Linked DNA regions of Mus musculus: region 2 is linked to region 1. Evidence: chromatin loops called from intact Hi-C (ENCODE). Cell type or tissue: left cerebral cortex. All regions are shown on one strand. Links, peaks and the distances in the headings refer to the core of each region. The heading gives the core; the rest is flanking DNA.

What was found. Peaks named below come from ENCODE experiments on the same cell type or tissue, not always from the same donor. Only the 100,000 strongest peaks of a DNase experiment are listed, where the experiment ranks them.
Region 2: a loop joins it to region 1, with 4 times the contacts of the local background. A loop is called at or near these places in 16 of 42 quality-filtered maps.

Annotation. Positions count from the first base shown.
Region 1 is chr12:33,484,048-33,492,394 of GRCm38, reverse strand. No RefSeq gene overlaps it. Among named protein-coding and RNA genes, the nearest start is that of Gm23529, 35 kb to the right of the region's middle. In left cerebral cortex, for the core only: no CTCF peak of the experiment used is centred there; no DNase peak of the experiment used is centred there.
Region 2 is chr12:33,713,207-33,721,553 of GRCm38, reverse strand. No RefSeq gene overlaps it. Among named protein-coding and RNA genes, the nearest start is that of Ferd3l, 210 kb to the left of the region's middle. In left cerebral cortex, for the core only: no CTCF peak of the experiment used is centred there; DNase peaks (open chromatin) are centred at 2,307, 3,273, 3,734 and 4,309.

The DNA of each region.
Region 1 (8,347 bases), core at 79-8,078:
GAATTAGATCTTCTTTGAAGGTCTGATAGAACTCTGCACTAAACCCATCTGATCCTGGACTTCTTTTGGCTGGGAGACTATTAATGACTGCTTCTATTTCTTTAGGGGATATGGGACTATTTAGATCGTTAACTTGATCCTGATTTAACTTTGGTACCTGGTATCTGTCTAGAAATTTGTTCATTTCGTCCAGGTTTTCCAGTTTTGTTGAGTATAGCCTTTTGTAGTAGGATCTGATGATATTTTGGATCTCTTCAGAATCAGTTCTTATGTCTCCTTTTTCATTTCTGATTTTGTTAATTAGGATACTGTCCCTATGCCCTCTAGTTAGTCTGGCGAAGGGTTTATCTATCTTGTTGATTTTCTCAAAGGACCAGCTCCTGGTTTGGTTGATTCTTTGAATAGTTCTTTTTGTTTCCATTTGGTTGATTTCAGCCCTGAGTTTGATTATTTCCTGCCTTCTACTCCTCTTGAGTGAATTTTCTTCCTTTTTTTTCTAGAGCATTTAGATGTGTTGTCAAGCTGCTAGTGTGTGCTCTCTCTAGTTTCCTTTTGGAGACACTCAGAGCTATGAGTTTCCCTCTTATAAATGCTTTCATAGTGTCCCATAGGTGTGGGTATGTTGTGGCTTCATTTTCATTGAACTCTATAAAGTCTTTAATTTCTTTCTTTATTCCTTCCTTGACCAAGGTATCATTGAGAAGAATGTTGTTCAGTTTCCACGTGAATGTTGGCTTTCCATTATTTATGTTGTTATTGAACACCTTAGGCCATGGTGGTCTGATAGGATGCATGGGACAATTTCAATATTTTTGTATCTGTTGAGGCCTGTTTTGTGACCAATCATGTGGTAAATTTTGGAGAAGGTCCCGTGAGGTGCTGAGAAGAAGGTATATCCTTTTGTTTTAGGATAAAATGTTCTGTAGATATCTGTTAAGTCCATTTGTTTCATAACTTCTGTTAGTTTCACTGTGTCCCTGTTTAGTTTCTGTTTCCACGATCTGTCCATTGATGAAAGTGGTGTGTTGAAGTCTCCCACTATTATTGTGTGAGGTGCAATGTGTGCTTTGAGCTTTACTAAAGTGTCTTTAATGAATGTGGCTGCCCTTGCATTTGGAGCACAGATATTCAGAATTGAGAGTTCCTCTTGGAGGATTTTCTTTGATGAGTATGAAGTGTCCCTCCTTGTCTTTTTTGATAACTTTGGGTTGGAAGTCGATTTTGTTAGATATTAGAATGGCTACTCCAGCTTGTTTCTTCAGACCATTTGCTTGGAAAATTTTTTCCAGCCTTTCACTCTGAGGTAGTGTCTGTCTTTTTCCCTGAGATGGGTTTCCTGTAAGCAGCAGAATGTTGGGTCCTGTTTGTGTAGCCAGTCTGTTAGTCTATGTCTTTTTATTGGGGAATTGAGTCCATTGATATTAAGAGATATTAAGAAAAAGTAATTGTTGCTTCCTTTTATTTTTTTATATTTATTGTTAGGTATTTTCCTCATTTACATTTCCAATGTTATCCCAAAAGTCCCCCATACCCTCACCCCCACTCCCCTACCCACCCACTCCCACTTTTTGGCCCTGACATTCCCCTGTACTGGGGCATATAAAGTTTGCAAGTCCAATGAGCCTCTCTTTCCAGTGATGGCCGACTAGGTGATCTTTTGATACATATGCAGCTAGAGTCAAGAGCTCTGGGGTACTGGTTAGTTCATAATGTTGTTCCACCTATAGGGTTGCAGATCCCTTTAGCTCCTTGGGTACTTTCTCTAGCTCCTCCATTGGGGGCCCTGTGATCCATCCAATAGCTGACTGTGAGCATCCACTTCTGTGTTTGCTAGGCCCCGGCAAGAGAGAGCTATAAGATACAATTTGCTAAACGCATGAAACTCAAGAAGAATGAAGACCAAAGTGTGGACACTTTGCCCCTTAGAATTGGGAACAAAACACCCATGGAAGGAGTTACAGAGACAAAGTTTGCAGCTGAGACAAAGGGATGGACCATCTAGAGACTGCCATATCCGGGGATCCATCCCATAATCAGCTTCCAAACACTGACACCATTGCACACACTAGCAAGATTTTGCTGAAAGGACCCAGATATAGCTCTCTCTTGTGAGACTATGCCGGGGCCTAGCAAACACAGAAGTGGATGCTCACAGTCAGCTATTGGATGGATCACAGGTTGGGAGACTTTTAATGACTGCTTCTATTTCGTTAGAGGTTATGGAACTGTTTAAATGGTTTACCCGATCCCGATTTAACTTTGGTACCTGGTGTCTGTCTAGAAAATTGTCCATTTCATCCACATTTTTCCAGTTTTGTTGCATATAGGCTTTTGTAGTAGGGTCTGATGATTTTTTTAATTTTCTCAGTTTCTGTTCTTATGTCTCCCTTTTTGTTTCTGACTTTGTTAATTTGGATACTGTCTTTGTGCCCTCTGGTTAGTCTGGCTAAGGGTTTATCTATCTTGTTGATTTTCTCAAAGAACCAGCTCCTGGTTTGGTTATTTATTTATTTATTTATTTATTTATTTTTGTATAGTTCTTTTCGTTTCCACTTGGTTGATTTCAGCCCTGAGATTGATTATTTCCTGTCATCTACTCTTCTTGGGTTTATTTTCTTCCTTTTGTTTTAGAGCTTTCAGGTGTGCTGTCAAGCTGCTAGTGTATGCTCTGTCCAGTTTATTTTTGGAGGCACTCAGAGATATGAGTTTTCCTCTTAGCACTGCTTTCATTTGTCCCATAAATTTGGGTATGTTGTGGCTTCATTTTTATTAAATTCTAAAAAGTCATTAATTTCTTTATTTCCTCCTTTACCAAGTTATCATTGAGTAGAGTATTGTTCAGCTTCCATTTGTATGTGGGCTTTCTGTTGTTTTTGTTGTTATTGAAGACCAGCCTTATTCTGTAGTGGTCTGAGAGAATGCATGGGATTATTCCAAACTTCTTATATCTGGTAAGACCTGTTTTATATGCTCAATTTTGGAGAGGGTACCATGAGGTGCTGAGAAGAGGTATATTCTTTTGTTTTAGGTTGAAATGTTCAATAGATATTGGTTAAATCCATTTGGTCCATAACTTCTGTTAGTTTCACTGTGTCTCTGTTTAATTTCTGATTCCATGAGCTGTCCATTGATGAGAGTGGGGTGTTGGAGTCTCCCACCATTATTATGTGAAGTGCAATGAATGCTGTGAGCTTTAGTAAAGTATGAATGTGGGTGCCCTTGCATTTGGAGCATAGATGTTCAGAATTGAGAGTTCCTCTTGGTAGATTTTTCCTTTGATGAGTATGAAGTATCCTTCTTTATCTTTTTAAATAATTTTGGTTGAAAGTCAACTTCATTCAGTATTAGAATGGCTACTCCAGCTTGTTTCTTGGGACCATTTGCTTCGAAAAAAAATTTTCCAGTCTTTTACTCTGAGGTAGTGACTGTCTTTGTCACTGAGGTGTGTTTCCTGTATACAGCAAAATGCCGGATCCTGTTTACATATCCAGTCTTTTAGTCTATGTCTTTTTATTGGGGAATTGAGTCCATTGATATTAAGAGGTAGTAAGGAATAGTGATTGTTGGTTCCTGTTATGTATGCTGTTAGAGGTGGAATTATGTTTCTGTGACTATCTTCTTATGCGTTTGTTGAAAGAAGATTACTTTCTTGCTTTTTCTAGAATATAGTTTCCCTTCTTGTATTGGAGTTTTCCATATATTATTTTTTTATAGGGCTAGATTTGTGGAAAGATATTGTGTAACTTTGGTTTTGTCATGGAATATCTTAGTTTCTCCATCTATGTTAATCGAGAGTTTTGCTGGGTATTGTAGCCTAGGCTGGCATTTGTGTTCTCTTAGGGTCTGTATGACATCTTCCCAGGATCTTCTGGCTTTTAGAGTTTCTGGTGAGAACTCTGGTGTAATTCTGATAGGTCTGCCTTTATATGTTACTTGACATTTTTTCCTAACTGCTTTTAATATTTTTTCTTTTTTTGTGCATTTGGTGTTTTGACTATTATGTGATAGGAAGAATTTCTTTTCCAGTCCATCTATTTGGAGTTATGTAGTCTTGCATGTTCATGGACATCTCTTTCTTTAGGTTAGGGAAGTTTTCTTTTATAATTTTGTTAAAGATATTTAAGTTAGGGATCTTCACTCCCTTCTATGCTTATTATGCTTAAGTTTGGTTATCTGATTGTGTCCTGGATTTCCTGAATGTTCTGGGTTAGGATCTTTTTGCATTTTGCATTTTGCATTTTCTTTGACTGTTGTGTCAATGTTTTCTATGGTATCTTTTTCACCTGAGATTTTCTCTTCTATCTCATATTCTGTTGGTGATGTCTGCCTCTATAACTCCTGATCTCTTTCCTATCTCCAGAGTTGTCTCCCTTTGTGATTTCTTTATTGTTTCTATTTACATTTTTTAGATCCTTCACCTGTTTGGTATTGTTTTCCTGTAACTCTTTAAGGGATTTTTTTTTTGTTTCCTCCTTAAGGGCTTCTAAGTGTTTACCTGTGTTCTTCTGTATTTCTTTAAGGGAGTTATTTATGTCCTTCTTAAAGTCTTCTATCATCATCATGAGATGTGACTTTAAATCTGAATCTTGCTTTTCCAGTGTGTTGGGGTATCTAGGACTTGCTGTAATGGGAGAACTGGGTTCTGATGATGTCAAGTAGTACTGGTTTCTATTGCTTAGGTCCTTGCACTTGCCTCTCACCATCTGGTTATCTCTGGTATTAGTTGGTTTCCCTTCTTTTTAATATTGTACTGGAATCTCTAGGTTAATTAATAAGACAGAAGAAAATGAAAGGCATACAATCTGGCATGAACTAAATAAAAATGTTCATGATCATCTGTTTCAAAAACCCAACAAGCTGAAACAACCTCATTTGGAACTAATGAGAGATTATAGCATCAAATGAATACCACCTCCTCATATATCAACAAAATACAAGAAATTTTGAAATTAGAAACATATTACTAGTCATACTAGCAGATTTCCCCATGTTAAAAAATGAAATTTTATCAAGATGTATATACAATTTATAAGAGGAACTGTATAAAACACTGATGACAGAAATCAAAGAACTATATAAGTGAGAGACATGATGCACTCATAGGTTGAAAGACAATATTATCAAGTCAGTTATTTCACATTTGTTATACATGGTCAATGCAATCATATTCAAATATCTTTTTTATGCAAATAAACTAATTTTAAGGGTGACATAGAAAAGTAGTAGATTTAGAATATCTAACTCCATAATGACACAGAAAAGGAAAGTTGAAGAGAACTGAGTCTATCTGATTCCTTAGTGAAGTCCTAGTAAAATGTTTAAAAAAAAAAAAAACAGAATAGTAGACAAATTGTGAGCCCAGAAATTGCCCCTCATGTATTTACTCTGAAAGACATAAGATTCTTAGCAAGTAACATAGCAGAAAGCCTTTGGGAAATGATCATGGTGTGTTTTAGATGCTGTGATGGTTTGGACCAGGGAATGGCACCATTTGGAGGTGTGGCCTTGTTAGAATAGGTGTGACCTGGTTGAAGTAGGTGTGTCACTGTGGGTGTGAGCTTAAGACTCTCACCCCAGTTGCCTGGAAGTCAGTCTTCTACTAGCAGCCTTAGGATGAAGATGTAGAACTCTCAGCTCTGCCTTTGCCATGCCTGCCTGGATACTGCCAGGTTCCCACCTTGATGATAATGGACTGAACCTCTGAACCTGTAAGCCAGCCCCAATTAAATGTTGTTTTTATAAGACTTGCCTTGGTCATGGTGTCTGTTCACAGCAGTAAAAACCTAAGACAGATGCCCTAAAGATATGATTAATAAAGAAAGTAATTCATAAGGTTCATTTCATTAAAATAAAAAAGCTGATGCCCCATAAAAGGCAATAGTAAAATAATGAGAAGACCATTTGCAAACTGTTTGCAAAGACCATATCTATTTTAGTCAGTGATAAATTCCTCCAGAAAGTTCAAGGAGGCAAGGTATATTTTGGCTCATTGATTCAAATGTTTCAGCTCATAGCCAGATAACTCTGTTGTTGCAAGCCTGAGGGAGGGGTGAATGTATGGTAGGAAGCACATGGTAAAGAAATGAGTCTTATTACATGATATAAAGGGAAAAGAGAAGGAGAGTAGCCAGGAACAACACATCCTATTTCTCACAGTTGTTGCTGACTTTTAATGTTTCTGCAACCTCCAAAATAGTGCCACCAGAATATCTTCAATGTCTGTGTGAACATTTTATCTCTAAGCCACAATATCTAATTAAAATTTTTTTATTTATCATATAAATATAATGCTTAAAATCAACAATAAAAAAAACAGATTTTAAAATGTCATAAGCCAGGATACCTTTTAGTAGATAGAAATTATAATATATAATAATAACAGTATATAACAGTATAAAATTCAACAATAAAAAAAAGAGAACCAAGCCCCAAAGAGACATAGAAAAAACACAAGTGCATACTATGCGTGAAATCAGACATGCCTCTAAGTTTTACATAGTATCTGATTCTAAATACACATCTTTATGGAAAATAGAAACATAGAAGCAATAAGTGAACCTAATTATTATTGAGTAGAAAAAGATCAGTAGTGTAATGGTGAATCTTGAGTGTTGACTGCTCAATAATCCATCTCTGGATGTATCTGAGAGGACTTGTCCAGAGACAGTTAACTAATGAGGAAAACCCACCATGAATGTTCAGGAAACCATCCCATAAGTTGAGCACCAACACAGAATAAGATGTGCAGAAAGAGAAAGCCAAGGACTGCAGTAACCATTCTGTCCTTTCCCTTCTCCCCTCCCTCCTCTTTCAGTTTACATCAAAGTAGTCTGCTCTTCTCTGCCCTGTGCTCCTCACTTGGATGAACTGAAACTGTGAAACTATTAGCCAAAGTTTTCCCCTAAGTGACTCTTTCATGTGTGTCACCACAGCTATAATAAACTAATTAACACAAATAAGCAAACTACAGAAGATATTTAGGATGGTAAAAATATTCTCTATTATACTAAAATGGTAAGTTCATGCCATTATCTGAAAAACCCAGTAGAATACATAAAACAAAAATTAAACCCTTCTGTAAACTCAGGGTCTTAGGGGAAACTAATACATGCATGTTGATTTACTAGTTTTAACAGAAGCACTGATGTAGTTCATGTTGTTATAGTAGAAATTGTACATGTGTGATAGAACATGCATGAAAAACTATTTTTAGTAAAACTGACACACACACAGCCATACAGCCACACCCTTGTTTGCTTATTATTATGGTGATAAAACACCATCACTAAAAGCAGCTAGTGAGAAAGAGTTTATTTAAAAATAAAAAAATAAAGAGAGTTTACTTCACCTTAAAATTCTCAAGTCACAGTCCATCACTGAATGAAGACAGGGCACTAACTCAAGGCAGGAACTGGAGGCAGGAACTGAGGCAGAAGCCATAATGCTGCTTACTAGCTAGCTCTCTGTAACTTGCTCACATTGCTTCTTTATACACACCAGGATCACCTGACCAAGTGTGGTACCACCCAAACTGGGCTGGGTCTTCTCACATCAATCATCAATAAGAAAATGTCCTCACAGACTTGCCGGCAGGCAATCTGATAACACAATTTCTCACCTAAGTTTGTCTATTCCCAGATGATTCAGCTTGAATCAAATTGACAACCTAACCAGCATAATATGTGCATATAATGTAAATAATATGTCATATATTATACAACTTACCTGAATTAATATACAATTATATACCAGTGGATCATTATTCAAAGTCAAGAAATAATATGCAATTCGATGAACAGCTGATTTTTCACAGACACTCCAAAACAATCTAGTCCAGTAGGTCTCAATTTTCCTTTCCTAATGCTACAATCCTTTAATACACTTCCTCATGTTGTGGTGACCCCCCCCCCAAACATAAAATTATGTCATTGATACTTCATAACTGCATTTTGCCACTACTATGAAATGAAATGTAAGTATCTGATATGCAGGATATCTGAAATGTAACCCTCAAAGGGGTTGTGACCCACAGATTGAGAACAACTAATCTAATGGACGCAAGTGTTTACCACTGGTGCAGGGACACTCAACACCATATTGAGAGAATGGTCTTCTTGATTTTTGTATAAAGATAGGTTCAGGTTATAAGAGTTTAAACATAAGACCCCAAACTATAAAACTATCAGAAGAAGGCATCATTCCTGTGCTCAAAGACCTTATATTTGTTTTTATAGTATCTTAGACTTGATATCAATAGCAAAAAGAAAAATGAAAATGAAGGAAATTGAACTTCATAAAAATTAAATCACTATTTTGCTTGACATGATGTCACACACCTTTAGTCTCA
Region 2 (8,347 bases), core at 237-8,236, 230 kb before region 1:
TAATTTACAGAAAAATGGATGAATGTGGAAGGCATCCTGTTAAGTGACATCATCTAGATATAGAAAGGAAAACATTTCACGTTTTCTCTTATTTGTGAAAACTGAAAGGGAAAGGGCCTGAAATTGGAGGACTTACTTTAAACTTGAAGAGAAAAGAATTTGGGGAGAAAGAGATGGGAGGATGAAGATGCAGGATGTAGTCAGTCACAGAATCTATTTCTTTGCACAGTTATTATGATTGAATAATCAGAATTTAGAAAAAAAAACACATGTAGTGTGGAATAGCTTATAAATCATGACATTCAAACATTACGATGTAGTATGCAGCAACACTAAGGTATCCAGATGTCAGCACATATCCAGGTGTAAGGAAAGGGCATCTACTACTCACTGAACAATCTGTTCACTGCCTTACATCACAAGGGAGAAAAGTAGCCAGCGTTATTGATCCTATTATGTTGAAATTCCAACATACTTTGCTCTATTTGTTTGGCCAAAATTACAGTGATAAAGTGCAGAGAAACTCGAAATAATTTTAATAGTTTTAATTTGGTGTTTAACAAATATGATGAGTATAAATACAATGAAAATTAAAAGCATTACATTTGACATTGGGTGAATTAATGTATTTTAATGCTTTCCAACATTTTCTATTTTGGTGATTAATTCGTGTTTTAAAAGTATGCTTTCAGTAAAATCGTAGTATACTTTAGAGTGTCTTTGTACATATTAGCTACTTTTCTACTTTAAATATGAATCCAGCAAAGCAGAGAGCAGTTGGGAAGCATCAATAAACACAAAGATTCAGTAAAGCAACTGAGTGTTCTAAATATTGGTCTGCGTATTTTTTCTGCTAAAAACAACAACAACAACAACAACAACAACAACAAGCCATTGGGCTGGAGGCTAGCCCAGCAGGTAAGTATGCTTGCATCAGTGCTCAAAGCCACGCAGATATAAACAGCTCAGAGAATGTATAAACAGAAGAGACAACTTAAAAAGGACATGCTCAGTGTTAATAGTCTTTAGTTTTAATTGAAAGATGGAGTTTTTCCTTTTTAATCTTTTTTTTAATTAGGTATTTTCCTCATTTACATTTCCAATGCTGTCCCAAAAGTCCCCCATGCCCCCCGCCCCCATTCGTTAAAGGCTTGAAACCATGTCTGTGATGCTATAGGGAGGTGAGGCAACAGTTTGAAAGTGGCGGCTAAGTAGTACCCCATTGTGTAAATGTACCACATTTTCTGTATCCATTCTTTTGTTGAGGGACATCTGGGTTCTTTCCAGCTTCTGGTTATTATAAATAAGGCTGCTATGAACATAGTGAAACATGTGTCCTGGCAAATACAGAAGTGGATGCTTACAGTCATCTATTGGATGGAACACAGGGCCCCCAATGGAGGAGCTAGAGAAAGTACCCGAGGAGCTGAAGGTGTCTGCAACTGTATAGGAGAAACAACAATAGGAACTAACCATTACCCCCAGAGCTCGCTGTGTCTCTAGCTGCATATGTATCATAAGATGGCCTAGTCAGCCATCATTGGGAAGATAGGCCCCTTGGTCTTGCAAACTTTATATGCCCCAGAACGGGGGAACGCCAGGGCCAAGAAGTGGGAGTGAGTGGGTAGGGGAGCAGGGCAGGGGGAGGGTACAGGGAACTTTTGGGATAGCATTTGAAATGTAAATAAAGAAAATATCTAATTAAAAAAAAAAAAAACCTCTTTGTTAATCTAAAGAACCCAGATGTCCCTCAAAACAAAACAAAAGAAAGAAAGTGTGCACTAGTGTAAAGGAAGCCTATCCCATGATGCCTCCTCAAGCTGTAATCCTCTGCGGGACACCTGTCTCTTGCCCTTCCTAAATCTCGCTCTGCTTTCCGGCTTCCAGAGAGTCAGGAAGCTTACCTCATAGCGCCTTCCACGATGCATGTTCTTCTCCCTCAGAGCAAGTTCAAAAGCAGTGTGGCCAAGTGACCACAGCCTGAAATCTTTCAAAACATGAGCCCAAGTGATTTCTTTTTCCTGCTTCTAAGTTTGATTATCTCAGCAATTTTGTCGCAGTGGTTTAGAAAAAATAATAATGAAATAATAGAATGGTATTACCAGACTGTTTGGAGTTCTTAGAGACCGGCTAAAACTTGACTTCTTCACTTAAAAAGGCTGCAGCAAGAGGCATGAAGCTGTATACTCTGCAAGTTTATTTGCTACTTTGTGTAATCTAAATGAGCAGATCCTGCGTTCTGAACGGGAGCCAGGAGTCAGGGCTCCAGGGCTCCTCTTAGGTTGGCTGTGCTGAGCTAAACACTTCACAAGAGATGACTCACATGGCGGCAGCTCTTTCGCTACAAGCCATCCCTCGATGCTCACTTCATCCTTATTTTAATGGGATGGGAGTTTTTCACAGTTATCGTGGGATGTATTATAAAAAGACCATGATGTTCTGGGATATTTTATTAACTCCCTGTCTGTGAGTCTTTCCTGCTTGTCTCTGCTGTTCTGCTTCTCACTCTTACAAGGGCTGGGCTTTCTGTGCTGTGGTTTTGTTATGCCCCTTCTTGAGCACAGGTTCTGGTAAGATGGCAAGGTCAATAATTTTCCTCTTTCCAGTCCAGGGCATAGCCTAGTGATGAGCAGGCTGGAAAGGCTCAGTAAACCTTCCGATTATTCCAGAATGTTATCTCCGGGGGGGGGGGGGATGTAACTTTTGATTAATATCGATATGTATCTAATAGGTTTGAATGCTACCAAAAGTATATACCTCTAAATTCTCAGAGCAAGCCACACATAGGTGAGCAGCTAGCTCTCTGGGTGCGCGCCTTCTGTTTGCAGTGCGGATTGTCCTTTTGCTTTCCCTCCGGGTTTTTTGTTTTTTTTTTTTTTTTTTTTTTTAACTCTAAAGTCGTTTCTAAGTATTTTAAACATTGAGTCACTGCTGGCTTTCTCAGTGTTTACAAAAGCTATTTTCTACTTAAATTTAATCTGTTTCACTTGTCTTTTTTTTTTTTTTAACATAGCTTTCTCCTAGTTTTTAATGGTCTATATATGGCTTAGTGATTGCATGATGTTTAAGGTGTTTGGATGCCAATTGGAGACTTCATAAAAGGAGGTCACATGAAGTTCAGAAATGTTTAGAAAAGAGAACGAAACCTTGCAAGTTTCTCCTTGGGGTTAGCAATTTAGGTCCGTGGGCTGATTGCAGTCAAGATGCTCCGACTGCGATGAGATTGAGATTGTGAGTCACAAAAGACAGAGCGAAAAAAAGGGACAAAGGAAGCAATGTTGCTTGGGGCACAGGGTTCAGATCCACGGGGTCCACGATGTTTACAGAAGCGTATATTTAAGGATGTCAAGGCATTAAGCTCATTCACTTACTGCATTTGAAATGGAATATTTTAAAGCTCTGCAGCTTCGCCTAAAGAGATTGTTCCTAATTGTGGACAATTTGCTACAAAATACAAGTCAGGGAGGTGGAGTTTTTGAGTCTTTATTTCCTTTTTGTTTGGTCTAGAGGGGAAGCAGAATTTAAGATTGTCATTTACACGTGTAGCTAGCTGTGCTACTTCAAATATAGCCGGCTAGAGTAGCCACTGAGAGACAGACAGAGACCTGGCAGAGGTGACCGACAACCAGCTTCTGGCTGGAGGAAACATTTACACAGGACTCCTGGCTTCCCTTCAAGTACAGCTTTTGGGAGGGATTTATAGGTCAGATAGCGCGGCAGCTTCAGCCTGTTCCTCACCGTACCTCAACAAAGCTTGTGCGTGTTTGTACAGCTGGCCTGGTAGCTGTGGGAGTCCCGAGAATCCCATAAGCCCCCATCCCTTTGCCTCCCCTTCGCCATTTACCAGCACACAAATACACAGAGCGAAACTGTCTGACTAGAGCTTAAAGGCACTCAATTCCAGGCCTGTTTATTTTCTTTCCTTGATTTCCTGCTGCTACAGTGAGTGAATGATATTTTCCCGTTCTTTCTTTCATTCTTTCTTTTTCTTTCCTTTTTTTTTTTTTTTTAGACCTATTTGTCTATCAGTGGTAGAGAATTTGACCATAATTTATGGAACATTGGTGATATTATTTTGTGTGCCTCTCCTCTTACCTAACCCCTCTTTAACTCCAACTTCTTTCTTTTAAACACCATTTCAATTTTTTTTCATATTTGGACTTGAGGGGGGATTTACCCAAAGGAAGGAAAGAAAAACATCCCAGGGCTCCCCAGTGTAACTTCACCCGGAGGAAGGGTGTTATTTTAATTACTACTGAACCCATTCTGTGGGGAGGCCTGTAAATGCTCGATGCAGCTTGGAGAATAGCAGTTAATATGCCTTTTGAATCAGGGCCACAAACTACAAAGACTGCCATCTGGGGACGCATTACATTCGTAAGGAAAAAACAGTGGAGACTTCTTCAAATGAGCTTGTAAATTCCATTCAATCTTAGATTCCTTTCTCTTTCTTTTTCTTTCTTTCTTTTCTCAAAGAAGTTCTTCCAGGTTTATTTAAAACAATATTAATTAACCAGAAGAAACACAGAGATTTTGAATTTCAGTGACAACTGAGACACTCAAAGACTTTATTGACGGGTTTGAATGTTGACGTCCGCCATCATTCCTGAAGCCACGTCCCTAAATCTCTTCGATTGGAAAAAGCATCAAACTGAGGAAGAAAATTTTTTTTCTGCATGTAAATAATCCAGAACTTTTGTTTCTTCATTTAAAGCAGAATAAAATGCATTGAAATAGTGTATCATTTCACTTCTAATTTTGGAAAGAACTAGTCACCTTTCATCTTTTGAGCTTAGCTACTTTGGCAAATGATGTAGGAAAGAGAGACCATTGGAATCAGACAAAACTGAGTTCAAGTCTCACCGGTTAAGTAGAACATTGTTCAAAGGCAAGGCATGCAAACATTTGGAGCCTTGGACTCTTACATCTGGGAAATGGGAAAAAATAGCACTTCTTTGCCAGCCAGGGCTGTTGAGAGAAGCAAATGATATAATAGCTGTCAAAGCCCTTTATACATAGAGAAATTTTATATTGACATAAATCTTCAGTCATTTTACATTGCCAAAATTTTAAATTGTTTTTCATATTTGAACTCATTCTTTCTTAAGGGCATATACTCATGGAAACTCCTTAATTGCTAAATACTACAATCCTAAAGTTGGAGGAAAATACAAATTACTAGTGAGAAATTCCTTTGTGTGAAAGTTCTATTTACACTGCATCTTTAACCAAATATACAAATACTATTTTCGTCAGCTCACTCTAATGATATTAAGAAAGAGCGCTCAAGATCTTATTTCAAAACACACCAGGATGCTTACACATCACACACATCTGTAGAAACTTTATTCAGACTTTGCCAGAAAATCTTCTAATGTTTATGCTTCTCTTTGTTGAAGCTCCCAGCTCAGAGATCCCAGGGAACTGCACATTTCCAGGCATTGGGTTAGTATAGAAAACACAGAGTGGATTTTGAGTTACATTGGACTTCATACAACCCCCTTACCATGAAACACAGCTTTTAAATGTCATTATGCACTGCATTGAAAAGCAATTAAGAACAGCCTGAGAGAACAAGGGCTAAGCGAGTATTTACCCAGGAACTTATCAGTAAACGATTGGGTTTCCGTGGGGGGCATTTTTCAGTTGCTTGTTTCAGCTTCTCATACCGTCAATCCCAAAATAACCCCACTACATAGGGTCGCTCTCTCAATCTCTCTCTCTCTCTCTCTCTCTCTCTCTCTCTCTCTCTCTCCTTTTAATTGGATATTTTCTTTATTTACATTTCAAATGTTTTTCCCTTTCCAGGTCTCCCTTATCTCATCCTCCCTACCCCTGCCTTTATGAGGGTGCTCCCCCACCCATCCACCCACCCACTCCTGTCTTCCTGCCCTGGCATTCCCCTACACTGGACTATTGAACCCCCTCAAGCCCAAGAACTTCTCCTCCCACTGATGACCAACAAGGCCATCCTCTGCAACATATGTGGCCAGAGCCATGGGTCCCTCCATGTGTACTCTTTGGTTGGTGGTCCATTTTCCAGGAGCTCCTGGGAGTCTGGCCAATTGACTTTGTTGCTCCCTCCTCGGGCTGCAAACCCTGTCAGCTCCTTCAGTCCCTTTTGCAACTCCTCCATCGGGGCCACCATGGGGCATTTAAGAAGGAGGCGTCTCTATGATAATGTGTTATTTCAGTGCCTTTATATTACATAAGTACAGGCACCTATAACTACATCTAGGTTTTTATGTTTCGGCTTTTAATAATATTTCCTTACCTGAAGTGTTCTAAACAAAAATACTTTGAGACTATCATTATTCTTTTACTGAAGACAAACACTTAATGGAAAATAAGTCCAGTTCTTTTTTTTTTATCTCTTTTTGAAATTGTATCTGTATTTTTATGTATTCATTCTACTATTCTTTTCTGTTCAGTGACTTAAAAGAGACTTAATTAAAAGTCTTCACTCAAGAAATAAACCCAGATTAGGGTAAGCCTTTGCACGCTCTGGGCTGCAGTACTCTAGGAGATAGACTTGTTTTGGTCATGACTTTTATCCTTGGGCATTGTTTTACTGCCTCTCTTAGAAGGACTTGCCTGATGGGAACCAATCTTTTTCTCCCTTACTGTTCAGTGTGGCTAGAATTGCATGAAATATCTTTGCATGGTTAGGCTTGAATTCTTAAAATGTCCAGAAAGCACTGCCCATCAACTATCCTCAGGCTTTAATGGCACTACCTCACAATTCCAAGATCTCTCTAAACAATTCACTTAGGGAGTAAAGAGACGGCATTGGGACTTCTAGGTGACATCGAAGCTTAAAACAACAGTTGCATACCTGGTTGAATATGTCTGTTAAGGAAACAGTAATAAATCAAGAATCTTTAATGAGTTTTCTAGCATAGGTGGGGGAAGAAGACACAACCATGATGAATTTCCCTAGTGAAAAGCAGTAGACTGTTGCATGGTATCAGAGGCTGAACAGCTGGCCACTGTTTATGAAAGCAGCCGGGCTCTTATCCATAGACAGGAAAGAGAGTCAAGCCAAAGTCTCTTTTCAAGACACAGCTGGAAGACTTTCATAGCTCAGAGAAAGATTTAACATCCCCTTTTCTTCCTTACAGATATGGGAAGAAGGGAATATCTCAGAAATAAAAAAACATCTTTATTGATTCTTTAATTTATATTTTATAAAAACATATATCACTTTTGGAAGGGAACTCTATCATTTAAGAAGTTATCAAAAATAGAGCAATAATTTAGTCACTATATAAAGATAAGAGACAAATTATTCCTATAACTGAAGAAAAAGGAACAAAAACACAGCCAAAGATTATTTTCAGTTCTTCTATGGTTCCCTTATTTACACTAATGAATAATTTAGCAAGAAAGCACTTCTTGAAGATACAGTGAGCAACCTGCCAAGTCAATTCTTTAATATGCGTTCTCGTTATTATTTAATATATTCAGTGAATTTTATGTCCAAAGTAATTATTCAAAAAAGGTTCTTTGAATAGGAAAGTTAGGAGGAAGTAAACTATGTCTTATTATTCTTACTCCTTTTTTATTTCATTTCTCCATTGGCAAAAATTATTCAATTTAAAAAATAAATGAGTAACATTGTCTGAGTTACAAGATATTTTGGGAAACCAAGAAACAAATCAAGATTAAAATACAACAAATAAACTTGCTTTCACTGGGCAGTTGTTTTCAGGAAGTATCAGGTTGCCTTATTTTAACAGGTGACATGGTCTTGGAAAAAGAAAATACCTCGTCCCCTAACAATGTTAAAATTATCTTATTAATTACTAGTGGTATTTTCTGTAACACTTGTAAGAGTCCCTAACTTCTAAATTAAAACAACTCAGACTTATTTGAGGCAAGAAAGTTTAAAACAAATATACTAAGAAGTGAATATATATCTGTATGTTTTATTATGAAATAAAACTGTATGCTTGGCTCATTGGTCTAGGTAAGTTACATTTGAATTTTGAAAAAAAAAAGATCAATTTGAAGAGAGCATGAGTTACCATAGTTTTTAACATTTCCATATGCATTTAGATTTTCATATGTATGTAGATTATATATTATCTGTTTTATTAATTTTAATTTTCTCTTATGTTGTTTATATATGCGGCTGGAGTTATCATTTGGCTTAAAAAATAAAAGTGCAGCTTTCTTAGCTTTTTTGCATTTTTCAAGACTCTAAAAATAGAATTTCAGCATCCACGCCTATTTTCTTTTAGGGGGGAGGTGGGGGGGCATGAGCTTTTTTTTTAAATCAGGTATTTTCCTCATTTACATTTCCAATGCTATCCCAAAAGTCGCCCATACCCTCCCCCCCACACTC